2 separate regions of the Homo sapiens genome follow, and region 2 is linked to region 1. A link is a contact called in ENCODE Hi-C data. All regions are on one chromosome and are shown on one strand. Each heading gives the region's core, a stretch centred on a gene start or an enhancer-like site at or near the end of the contact. The rest is flanking DNA. Distances are from core to core; before and after follow the strand shown.

The links. A loop is a pair of places that touch in the nucleus more often than their neighbours do. Pooled maps may share reads with other maps.
Region 2: a map with no recorded cell type shows a loop between it and region 1 (5-fold over the local background). The contact joins the promoter of LRRC32 here to the enhancer-like site in region 1. A Hi-C loop is called at or near these places in 2 of 37 single-sample maps with no recorded cell type and 4 of 50 pooled maps.

The regions. Positions count from the first base shown.
Region 1 is chr11:77,446,893-77,452,120 of GRCh38, forward strand. The region is part of intron 1 of PAK1 (p21 (RAC1) activated kinase 1); the gene reads right to left. Among named protein-coding and RNA genes, the nearest start is that of PAK1, 25 kb to the right of the region's middle. RefSeq lists enhancers at 1,823-2,593, 2,173-2,602. Within about 2 kb of position 2,244, at least 3 of the 41 ENCODE cell types and tissues checked have a DNase peak (open chromatin) inside an H3K27ac peak, as active enhancers do.
Region 2 is chr11:76,668,707-76,673,934 of GRCh38, forward strand. It overlaps LRRC32 (leucine rich repeat containing 32), which reads right to left and starts at 2,041. Exons shown (of 3, transcript NM_001128922.2): 1 at 1,908-2,041. RefSeq lists silencers at 1,796-1,925, 1,986-2,185, 3,918-4,157 and an enhancer at 4,818-4,867.

The DNA.
Region 1 (5,228 bases), core at 994-3,493:
AAAAGAAAAAAAAAAAACAAAAAAGGAGAGCAAAAGAAGCTGTAATCTAGAGCCTTGCATAGTCCCTGAGCAGCAAAGATGTGTGGTCCCTGTACAACAGGATCCCTTCACCTGGAAAGAATCACTGGATTAAAACACATAAAGACATAGGAAGTATAAATCATTTACCCAAAACCACACAGAGATAAGAAGAGCTAGATCCTATTTTTGTTACCTTTCTATAACACATCCGCTATTAGCCAACTTAAAAGAATATAGGATGAATCAGCAGCCCATGCCACAAAACAAGGAGGCAGAGGTGTTTCCCAGGGTCTACATTTTGGCCTTCTTTACCAACTCCAAAAAGGTCCTTTGTGTTTGGGCTCTCCCTGGTGAGAACCTGTTCAAATAGTTGGGATAAGAATCCCATTATTCCCATTGTCTGATTCTATAGCTCTGAAAGGTAGGTTACCAGCACCTAACAAAAATAGGACAAAACTTGGAGGCGAAAGATTTCATAAGCACTAACACTGTTTCAAGTCAAAGCTGAGCTCATCTATCTTGCCCGTGGTAGTGTGAGAGAAGCAGCTTTTCATCCCTTTTTAGAACAGAACATGTCCAAAGGTAGGTGTTGTTATATCTGCTAACAAGATGAAACAGATTCTTTTTTTTTTTTTCAGGGGAAGTCTCGCGCTCAGGCTGGAGTGCAGTGGCACGATCTCAGCTCACTGCAACCTCCACCTCCCGGGTTCAAGCGATTCTCCTGCCTCAGCCTCCCAAGTAGCTGGGATTACAGGCGCCCACCACCACGCCCAGCTAATTTTTGTATTTTTAGTAGAGACGGGGGTTTCATCATGTTGGCCGGACTGGTCTCAAACTCCTGATCTCAGGTGATCCGCCCACCTCAGCCTCCCAAAGTGCTGGGATTACAGGCGTGAGCCACCATGCCCAGCCAAAATAGATTCATTTTAAAATGCCAAATTACAGAATTGCCTACAGTTGCAATTAAGGCATTAATAACTCTAGGGCTATTTCTTAATACACAATTATGAGAGTACCACAGCTATTTGCTCCTCATTCCACCACACTCCCATTTGAACTCTAGTCCATCACTGCATTAAACACATCTACATACTCAATTTGTGTGTTTTTGATGTGCACAGAAAGAATACTGAATTAGGAGTCAGAAGAATAGTTCCAAACACAACTCAAGCTTTGGAATCAGCAAGCTTGGGTTTGAATCCCAATTCTGTCTGAGTTACCAGCTGTGAGATCAGAAATTAATCATTTAATCTCTCTGGACCTCAATTACCTCATATGTAAAATGGGAGACTCATATGGGAAAAAATGGAAAAATATGTCAGAGACCTGTTGTGAGGATTGGGAATATTTATTAGGCAACTTGCACAGCAGTAAGTTACTCAATGCGTGGTACTTTCCTCTTTTATTGACCACCTGGTATTTGCTACGTATTTCTAACCTTGGAAGGGTTGTTTTGAAGAAGTGTTTAAGGAGAGGTAGAATATACAAATTACATTAATTACAATACAGTACAACACAAAATATAACACAGTACAAATATAATATAAGAAATGATGTCATAGCCATTACAACAGAGTAACACATAAACACTGAAGGAAGAAATACTAATTCTGCCTGGCACAGGAGGACAATGTCAGAGAAGGCATCAGAGACAGATATTTGAACTTGGTCTTGAAGGTTGTTGAGTGTAAGGACAGCAAGCAAAGGAAAACATGTTAAACAAACAAAATGCTATGAGACCCAAGTTAAGGGAACATGAGAAAGAATGTTTGGCTTATTTCAGCAATAGTGTGAAAACTTACAAAGAAGTGATAGGTTATACAGAACCAGAAATAAGATTAGCATGAGGAAGGGACTACCCATGGGAAGTTTTTTGTGGAAAGCAAAGTGGTATAATAGGCAAAAAGAGGTAGTCATTTGAGAAACTCTTGAAACTATTTAGCTGGAGAAGAACAGTAATAAAATCACTATTGTGATTATAAAGAATTGTCATGTGGAGGAAAGGTTGAATTCATTTTGTCTGACCCAAGGGACAGATTTAAGAAGGTGGATAGAAATTAAAAAATGATATTATACAAAAATGGCTAAGGAATATTAATGATATACAGGGTGAGTGTTTGAAATTTAAAAGAAAATGTCCCTCCTGTACGTTTTGAAATTAACCCAGAAAGCTCGAAAGAGAAACTCCTTCAATCTTAGCCTGGGCTAAGAACCCCAGGCTTTCTCTTCCTCTTTGGGGACAAGACTTGACTTGATGGGCCTTTGGTGCAACCAGGTTTGAGGAAGGTGCTTCCACCACTTCCTGAGGCCTTACACAATTCAATTCAACCTCAAAAGGGAACACTAGCCCACACAGAAACAGCTTAAAAAGAAAACTAAAGAAGGCAACGACTTTAAAGGAAACTAGGCAGTGCGCTTAAAGAGAAAAGGGCAATGGGAACAACATGAACATCAGAGGCATCAACTATCTGTTCTCATGTTAATGAAGGAAGGAAGAGCAGCAAGACCATTCAGTTCAACATCTCACTGTACACATAGAGAAACTGAAGCCCAGAAAGGGGATAGGGCAGGTAAAGCCAGGCATGAAAACAACTTAACATAAAACGTTAGAGTTCAGGCAGACTCTTTTATCATCTCACTTTTCCTCAAAATAACACAGTGAAGGAGGTGTTATTTTCCCAATGAGACACGAAGATCTTTAAAGCATTACAATGTTTGTGTTAGTTTTCCTTATGGGTTGCTGGAATGAATAATGCTTTCCTTTTCAATCCTATAGGTAAAAAAAAAAAAAAAAAAAAAATCACCCTAAGGACTGGAGCTTCTCCAGGGAAATAATGTGGACTAGGAAACAGTTTCTCAATACCCTCACCCCAATTCCCCTATTCTATCTAGGACTTTCCAATGTATTACATATTCAATTTTTTAAAAATTCTGTTTTAGCCCCTGTGCTGAGAACAGGGAGCAAAAATTCAATCAGACATGCATCTTCAAGGAGCTTCCCATTCTGAAAGCATAGACAAGCATGACAATCAATGATTATCTTTTAGTCATGAAGACTTGGTTTCAAATCCTGGGTCTGCCCTTTACTAGCTAAGGCAAGTCATTTCCTTTCATCTAAACTTCAGACTCCTTTTCTGCGAAATTGAAGGCAATACCCTCAGTCTAACTCAAAGTATTAACTTGTGAGTATTTGGAAAGATAATTATTTAAAGCACCCAGCAGAATGTCTGATCCACAGTATATATGCTCAGAAGGTATTTACTGAATTAATGGCTTACATAAAAGTATCAATTCTAGGGGTAGAGTTGGGAAGAAAGAACATCCCAGCATTATGTTTTCTCATAACCCTGGACCCACTGAGAGAATGATGTTTACCTGATCATGTGGGTTTCATGCTCCCCAACTCTTGTGCATTAAAGCCACAAATACCACCCCAGCATTAAAAACCCGAAAGAACCTGGCAGGTCCCACACAATGACTAGGGATGAAGGAAATAGCTGTCTGGCCTGACCATATTTGCAAAGGGAAGTAGGCAGCAGAGCAAGGCCTAAAAAACCCAAGACCTGAAATCCTGCAAATCCTTATGATTAAAGACTAGAAAATCCTTGTTAAATACAAATATCTCTGCAAGGTGAAGCTGGGGTGAAGAATTAGGAGCCATTAGGGATTTATGGAACTCTATGGGCCACAGAAGTTCTCCACTTTAGATAGATATTATTTCAAAAAAATACATTGGCATATCTACTGTGGGTCAGGTGTTGAAACAGCAGAGGACTTAGACATGGTTCCAGTTTTTGAGACACTTAGAATAACAGAGACAGAGATCACAATGAAAAATGGTTTCACCACTAAGGTCCTGACATACTGCTATTCAGTGGGCTGCAACTGCCTGCAGAAGTGACCCAAGTTTCCCAGTTACCAAGTTTCCTCCTCCTCTTTTTCAATCCATTTACCACAAAACCTGCCATCTCTAGAGGCCCTTCTCTGGGCAGAAGAGCTTGCCTATGTGCCACAGGAGTTTAGAATGGAAATCTGACTAACAGCAAAGCTCATACCTTACACCACCTATAGCCTCTGGAATCAAACTCCACAAAACACTTTAAAACCACAGAACAAGAAGTTCTGATGTATTTATTTTAAGACTTTAGGGAAACCATTTGAGAAGACAGAACTAAGTCTTCTGAGAATATCTCAAACATTTACTGACTACCTATTATGTTCCAGCCACCACTTTGATTCTTTATAATGGGGTTCAAGACATGCTACCCCAAAATATGACATCTTAGCATATGAGAAAACAGCAGACGCAAGAAAGTATTCTCACTCTCAGCTTCCCCTCACCCTTCTCCCCTGAAGCAGGTAATCAGATCCTCATTCAAGAGGTACCCTCCTTATTCCCAGAGGAAAGCCTCATTTTTCTCTGAAGACACAGGGACATACAGAAAAATCTGAACAAACCAGCCTTGCTAAGTTCCCTCCAACCCTGATCCTATTACCATTACATCATACCGCCTTTGTCCAATCATATTTCTCCAAGACTACCCACTTCTTCCATCAAACCTAAACATAAAAATACACAAGTTTGCCTGTTTCTTTGCATCCTCATTTCCTTATGAAGGCTCCTATGTCATGTAAAACTTGTATTAAATATATTTGCTTGCTTTTCTCTCGTTAATGTCTTTTGTTTTTTTTTGTTTTTTTTTTGAGACGGCGTCTTGCTCTGTCGCCCAGGCTGGAGTGCAGTGGCACGATTTCTGCTCACTGCAAGCTCCGCCTCCTGGGTTCATGCCATTCTCCTGCCTCAGCCTCCCGAGTAGCTGGGACTACAGGCGCCACCACCACGCCCGGCTAATTTTTTGTATTTTTAGTAGAGACGGGGTTTCACCATTTTGGTCAGGCTGTCTCGAACTCCTGACCTCAGGTGATCCGCCTGCCTCGGCCTCCCAAAGTGCTGGGATTACAGGCGTGAGCCACCACGCCCGACCTCTCTCGTTAATGTCTTTTGCTACAGGAGCCTCAGCCATGAACATAGCAATGGGAAAAATATTTCTTTTCCCCTACATTTATATATATTAATGTCCTCAAAACAACCCTGTAAGAGAGCTATTATTGTCTCAATTTTACAAAGAAAAAACTACGTTCACAGAAATTAAGTGACTTGCCCAAAATCACACAGTTAATAAGTGATGGAGCTAAAAATTCATAAG
Region 2 (5,228 bases), core at 791-3,290, 780 kb before region 1:
AACAAGTGGCAAAATCAGGGCAGAAGCTCAGCTGCAGTGGACTGAGTGGTGAGTGCCAGGTGAGGACAAGGAAGGGTCCTAGGCCCTTATTTCCCCTTCCTCTGCCAAACCCCACTCTATCCCCAAGGTGGCCCTGTGCACATCCAGAAGGGATCGTCCCTGCAGCACATGGGCACTCTGTCCTGGCATCTGACGGGAAGGGCCCCTCAGCTGTGGGCCCTCCTCAGTGGTGCCCAAGTACAGGGTGTAGCATTTAAAGACTACTCTCTCTCAAAAAGGAGGACGGTGTCACTTAGACCCAGGCTTGCATCCAAAGCCCACCACTCACCAGCTCTGCTCCCTAAGGTAAGTCCCTTCCTTTCTTGGTGCCCCAGTGTCCTGTCTGCAGGGTAGGCAGCTGGGTTCCAGTTCTGCCACTGGCCAACCCCAACTATTGTGATGATCAGGCAAAGAATGGTGGCGAAGGTGCCCTGCATCCTCACTGTCCTTCCCAGCTGACACAGTGACCCTCGCAGGGCTGAGCATCCCAGGTGAGGTGTGCTCAGTGGGGAGGCCCCAAGCCTGCAGACAAGTGGCCTGGGCAAGAGGAGGCAGGAGAGTCGGACTCTCAGGAGTCCAACTCAGAAAAGTGCCAAAGAATGTGTGTGTGTGTGTGTGTGTGTGTGTGTGTGTGTGTGTGTGAGAGAGAGAGAGAGAGTGAGAGAGAAAGAGCAGGGGTACGGGGGGCAATGACTACTACCACAATAAGCCCACCCCTACATTTAAGGATGTTAGTCTTCTAAGCACTTGACCTATATCATCTCATTTAATTCTCACAATCACCTATTGAGGAAATTACTGTAATTCCCATTTTACGGATGAGAAAACAGTTTCCGGAAAGTGAAGTGACTTACCCCCAGAGTTACCCAGCTCATAAGGGCTTTGGAGCTGGGATTTATCCAGTTCTACATGACCTGAATACTGTGTTTTCTCCAGCACATGCTGAGCCGACTGCCCCCAATAGAACTGTCTTTTTTTTGCCCATGAAGAAAAGGAGGCTCAGAGAAGTGACTTACCCAAAGTCACACAAGGAGAAAATAGCAGGGTCACGATCAGAATCCAGTTCATCTGTCTCCAAAGCAAATGTTCCCACTATACCAAATCAAGGTCTCCTTCCCTAAGCCCTGCCAACGACCCCTCACACGCAGGAGCAGGGCAGACTAGCTCACAGTCTGGCCTCTGAGGTCCTCTCTCCCTCCTCTCGGCCTCAGCTGACTTACTGGCAGAGTGGGGTCCTGGGAGAGCTGCTGCGGACGTTCCTGTCAAGCAGTGAATCACTAAGGGCAAGCCTCGTTCTGGAGACATGTGCATCCCACGGGGGAATTAGACCTTAACCCAAAGGAATGTGGCTGTGATGGCGGAATTTCAGGCAGCTCGGCGTGGGGGTGGGGGCCCCTCACATCTTACCACCCATGAAGAAGGCTGGGTTCAGAGCCCCTTGGAGAGCGGTGGGTGCCCCCTACCCCACTACGAGAAATGGGCAGGCCATCTAGTGCTGTGGGATGGGCAGCCCCACGCCTGGCTGGGATCGGAGCGTTGCAGGAAACCTGAATTCAAATTCCGGTTTGCCCTTGCCTAGCTGTGTGTTCCTGGGCAAGTCACGGTCTTCAGGCCATTGTTTTCCCAGCTGTCAAATGGGAAGGCCGGCCTCACCCCTTTGCGGGAAAGATCCGCCAAGACAGGAGCGCTGGGGAACTCCCAGGGACCGAGGGAGGGTCAGCCCCGGCTCCACGCGCGCAGTGGGGATGGCGGGAGGGGAGTGTTTGGGGGGCGTCCCTTGGGACCAGCCCCCGCCTTGCGCTCGCTAGAGGCGCGCGACAGTGCGCCCCCCGAGGGCCGGCCAGCCTCGCCTGCCCGGCGGCTCCTACCTGGCTCAGCGCGGCCGCAGCTCCTCTCCCGGGCAGTCTCGGCACATTTTGCGCAAACCCGCCCCCGGGTCCCACCCCGCGCCAGACCCCGGGGTCACGGCCCGAGGAGGAGCAGGCCGCTCAGCTGCCCCACCGGAGCCCCCGCGCTCCGGCTGCAATTTAAATACCTCTCCCGCCGGCCCGCCCCGCCACGCCCCCCTCTGGCGAGGCCGTGGGGTCCTAGCGCCTGGCCCCGTGCCTCGGTTTATCCGGAGCCGGCGGGGGCGGAGTGGGGTGGGGCGGCGAAGCATCTTCACCACCCTGGGACCTCGGCCGGGAAGGGGCGGGGGCCCAGTGTGGGGGGATGAGAGGGCGGGAGGGAGAGGGGTTGCAGAGGAAGCGCCGTGGGAGCGAGGCCCATCCCAGCGGCCGCCGCACGTGCAGTTCGCGGCCCCGCGGGGTCCGGAGGGGGGCGCGGTGGCTCTAGGAGCCGCAGGTCCACAGAGGAAATCCGGCCTGGCCCCGATTTCCCAGCTGCTGGCGCCGCCGCACTTAACGCGGGGGCAAACAGGCGAGGTGACGGCGGGGCTGAATGCGGAAGGAAATGACCCTTCGCTGGCCCTGGGGCGGCCGCGGAGGGGGTTCCCCGCACCAAGCCGTCCACTCTGGTGGGTCCTGGCAGGTCACTTTTCCTCTCCGGATTGTGCTCTAGTGTCTGGACCCGTACTCCTCCATCATCTGCGGGACCCTTCAACAGCCTGTGAAACGGCACCATCAAAGTCCTGTTTTCGGATGGAGAAGCTGAGGCTAGGGGTGGGGGCAGTGTGTACACATGAAAACCAATTGTCTGAGACTAGTAAGGTCCCTATTTATAGCTGGGGAACCTGAGGCTCAGAAAAGGTTAAATGGCGTGTCCAAAGTCAACACAGCTAATAAGAATCAGTGATTTGAGCCCAATCTGTTCATAAAGCTAAGTCTGATTCAGTTTGGGCATTATCTTGCCCGAATTTTTAAAGTACTGTGCAAATATGGGGTGGCGGTATTGTCATTTAGATTGGAGGTTGAAGCAGATCTTTCCCAAAGCCACCTCTCTTCTAGATGCCTTGACCCTACCAAATCACAGGTACCCTGCCTTGCTGCCTGTGGACTCTAGTATGCGGGTCCCTAGAAGAGAGGGGCCCTGGCTGTCCTCCAGGTCCTGGTTCCAAGTGTAGAAGGGGCCTCTTCCACAGTGTTTCTCTTCCCTGATCGTCACCAGCCCTGAGAGTGGGGCAGGGTGCCCCATTTTACATGCATGAAAGTGACCACCCAGGGCCTTGTGGCAAATCAGGGTAAGGCTGGGCTCAGAAGCGGGATTCCCTGAAGTCTCTACAGTTACTGCCTTTTCTTACCCCTGTTCAGTCCACTGTGGAGATGGATCTGGGGAGATGGGGTCAACCCAGAGAGGACAAGCCATGATAGCAGGTGCCATAGGGGCCTGACCTAGTCTTAGAAGAGGAAATCAGGGAAGGCTTCCCTAAGGAGGAGGCCTGAGCTGCAGTGAGGGGATGGGCAGGAGGTGCAGGTAAGGAATCTCTCAGCAGGGCCTGCGAAGGGTATCCAAACCTCTTTCCCTTCCCTCCCAGCCACCCAAGGCCTCAGATCTATGTCCACAGGGTCCTAGCTGGTCCATCCAGCCCCCTCTCTGGTCTCTAGTGCTCCATTTGGTCAAATGGAACCTCAGTGCCCCTATCTGTAAAGTGGGAAAGATAGTAGCTACTACTTGGAGTTGGTGCTAGAACTAAGTGCAATGGATCCAGCTGGAGCCTGCACCCAGTGGTTGTTAGGCAACTTCTCACTGCCTTTATTGTGGCAGTTGGTGGATACTCCTATATCCTGTGGGCTTCCTTTTCCAGGTCCCTGTCCAAGGGGCCAAATGTTCAGGAAAGTGCTTTGAAGCTGCCCTGCAGTATGAGCAGAGTGACTGGATCATTCGGGCAGTTCCTGGCCTTGTGTATCAGACCAGCTCCCAGCCATCCAGACCCAGGCTCGCTGAGCACTGCCTCACCCTTCCCGGAGCTGCTACCAAGCAGAAATCACTGGGCCATGGCAGAGCTTCTGCTAGGGCCCAGGAGGGCGGGGCTGGGGCTATGGTGGGCTGGGGGTGAGTGCCCCACCTCCCACTCCCCCGCCCCCAGAGGCTGTGGTTGTGGTTAGTCAGCTCGTGGGGTTCCACCTTACTCAGTGCCCGGATGGGGCTCCCCCACATTTGAGGCAGATGGGCAACCAAGCGTGCCCACCTGCTGCAGATGCCTCTGGGGACCAGGGGCTAAAAGCCGGGAAGCCCACAGGCTCAGCGCCCCTTCCTTCATCTCTTCACTTCTTTGGCAGTCATGTTGTTGTGTGACTTTTGGCAGGTTGCTCAGCCTTCCTGACCTTGGTTTGCTGACCTGCAAAGTGAAACTAATTACAGTACCGGGTGTATGAGGATGGCCTGTAATGACACGTGTGAAGTTCCTGGTCGCGGGGGCCTTTGCTCAGTAAACATGACCTCTCTCCTCTGGTGGGCCCAGGACAGTTGCTGAATAAAAATGCCCAATGCCTACTTTTTTGGAGCTCCCAGGCCAGATGAGAGACAGATGAGAGCACAGAGGATGATTGAGTCCAGAGGCCTTGAAGGCCAAGTCTAGGAGGCAGAGCTTGAGTCTGCAGGAGGAGGAGTGGGTGGAAACTGAGCAGACTCAGGCTTGCCTTGCAGCCATGTGGAGGGTCTTTTAAAGGCCACCAAGTCCAACTTCCCATCCAGTGTCACTTAGCTTCTGCTGGCACACCTCCAGAAATGGGGAGTTCTCCTGGGCAGCCCATCAGCAGACAGCTCAGTCTTCATGGTGTTGATATTTTTGTGGAAATGCTTCCATTCCTTCATGCATTGTCAGTGAAAATATAAGAGATGCATCTCTTCCTGTGTCCTCGGGACTACCATTCTGTAATGAAAAAACCCACTCGGGCACCAAGTCAGGCTCAAAGCTCCCTGGGAGGATTTCACCTCAGGCCAGATTGAAACCTGAGGGTCCTACGCAGGAGCAAGTGGCCCAGAAAGGTGATGATGTGCACATCCTGTGTGACCTTGGACAAGCTGCTAAAACTCTCTGAGCCTTGCTGTCCTGATCTAACTGTAGAGCCAGAGTGGAAAGGACCATGGCACCCTAGACTGACAATTTAGTCTCCACTGCTGTTTGCTGAACCCTCACTGTGGGTCAGTCCTTCATCTCATGTGGCAAATGAGAGTAAAGACAGCCATAGACAGCCTTCCAGTTAGGTGTCTTTATTCTCAATGACTGACCAGGAAACTCAGAGACCTTT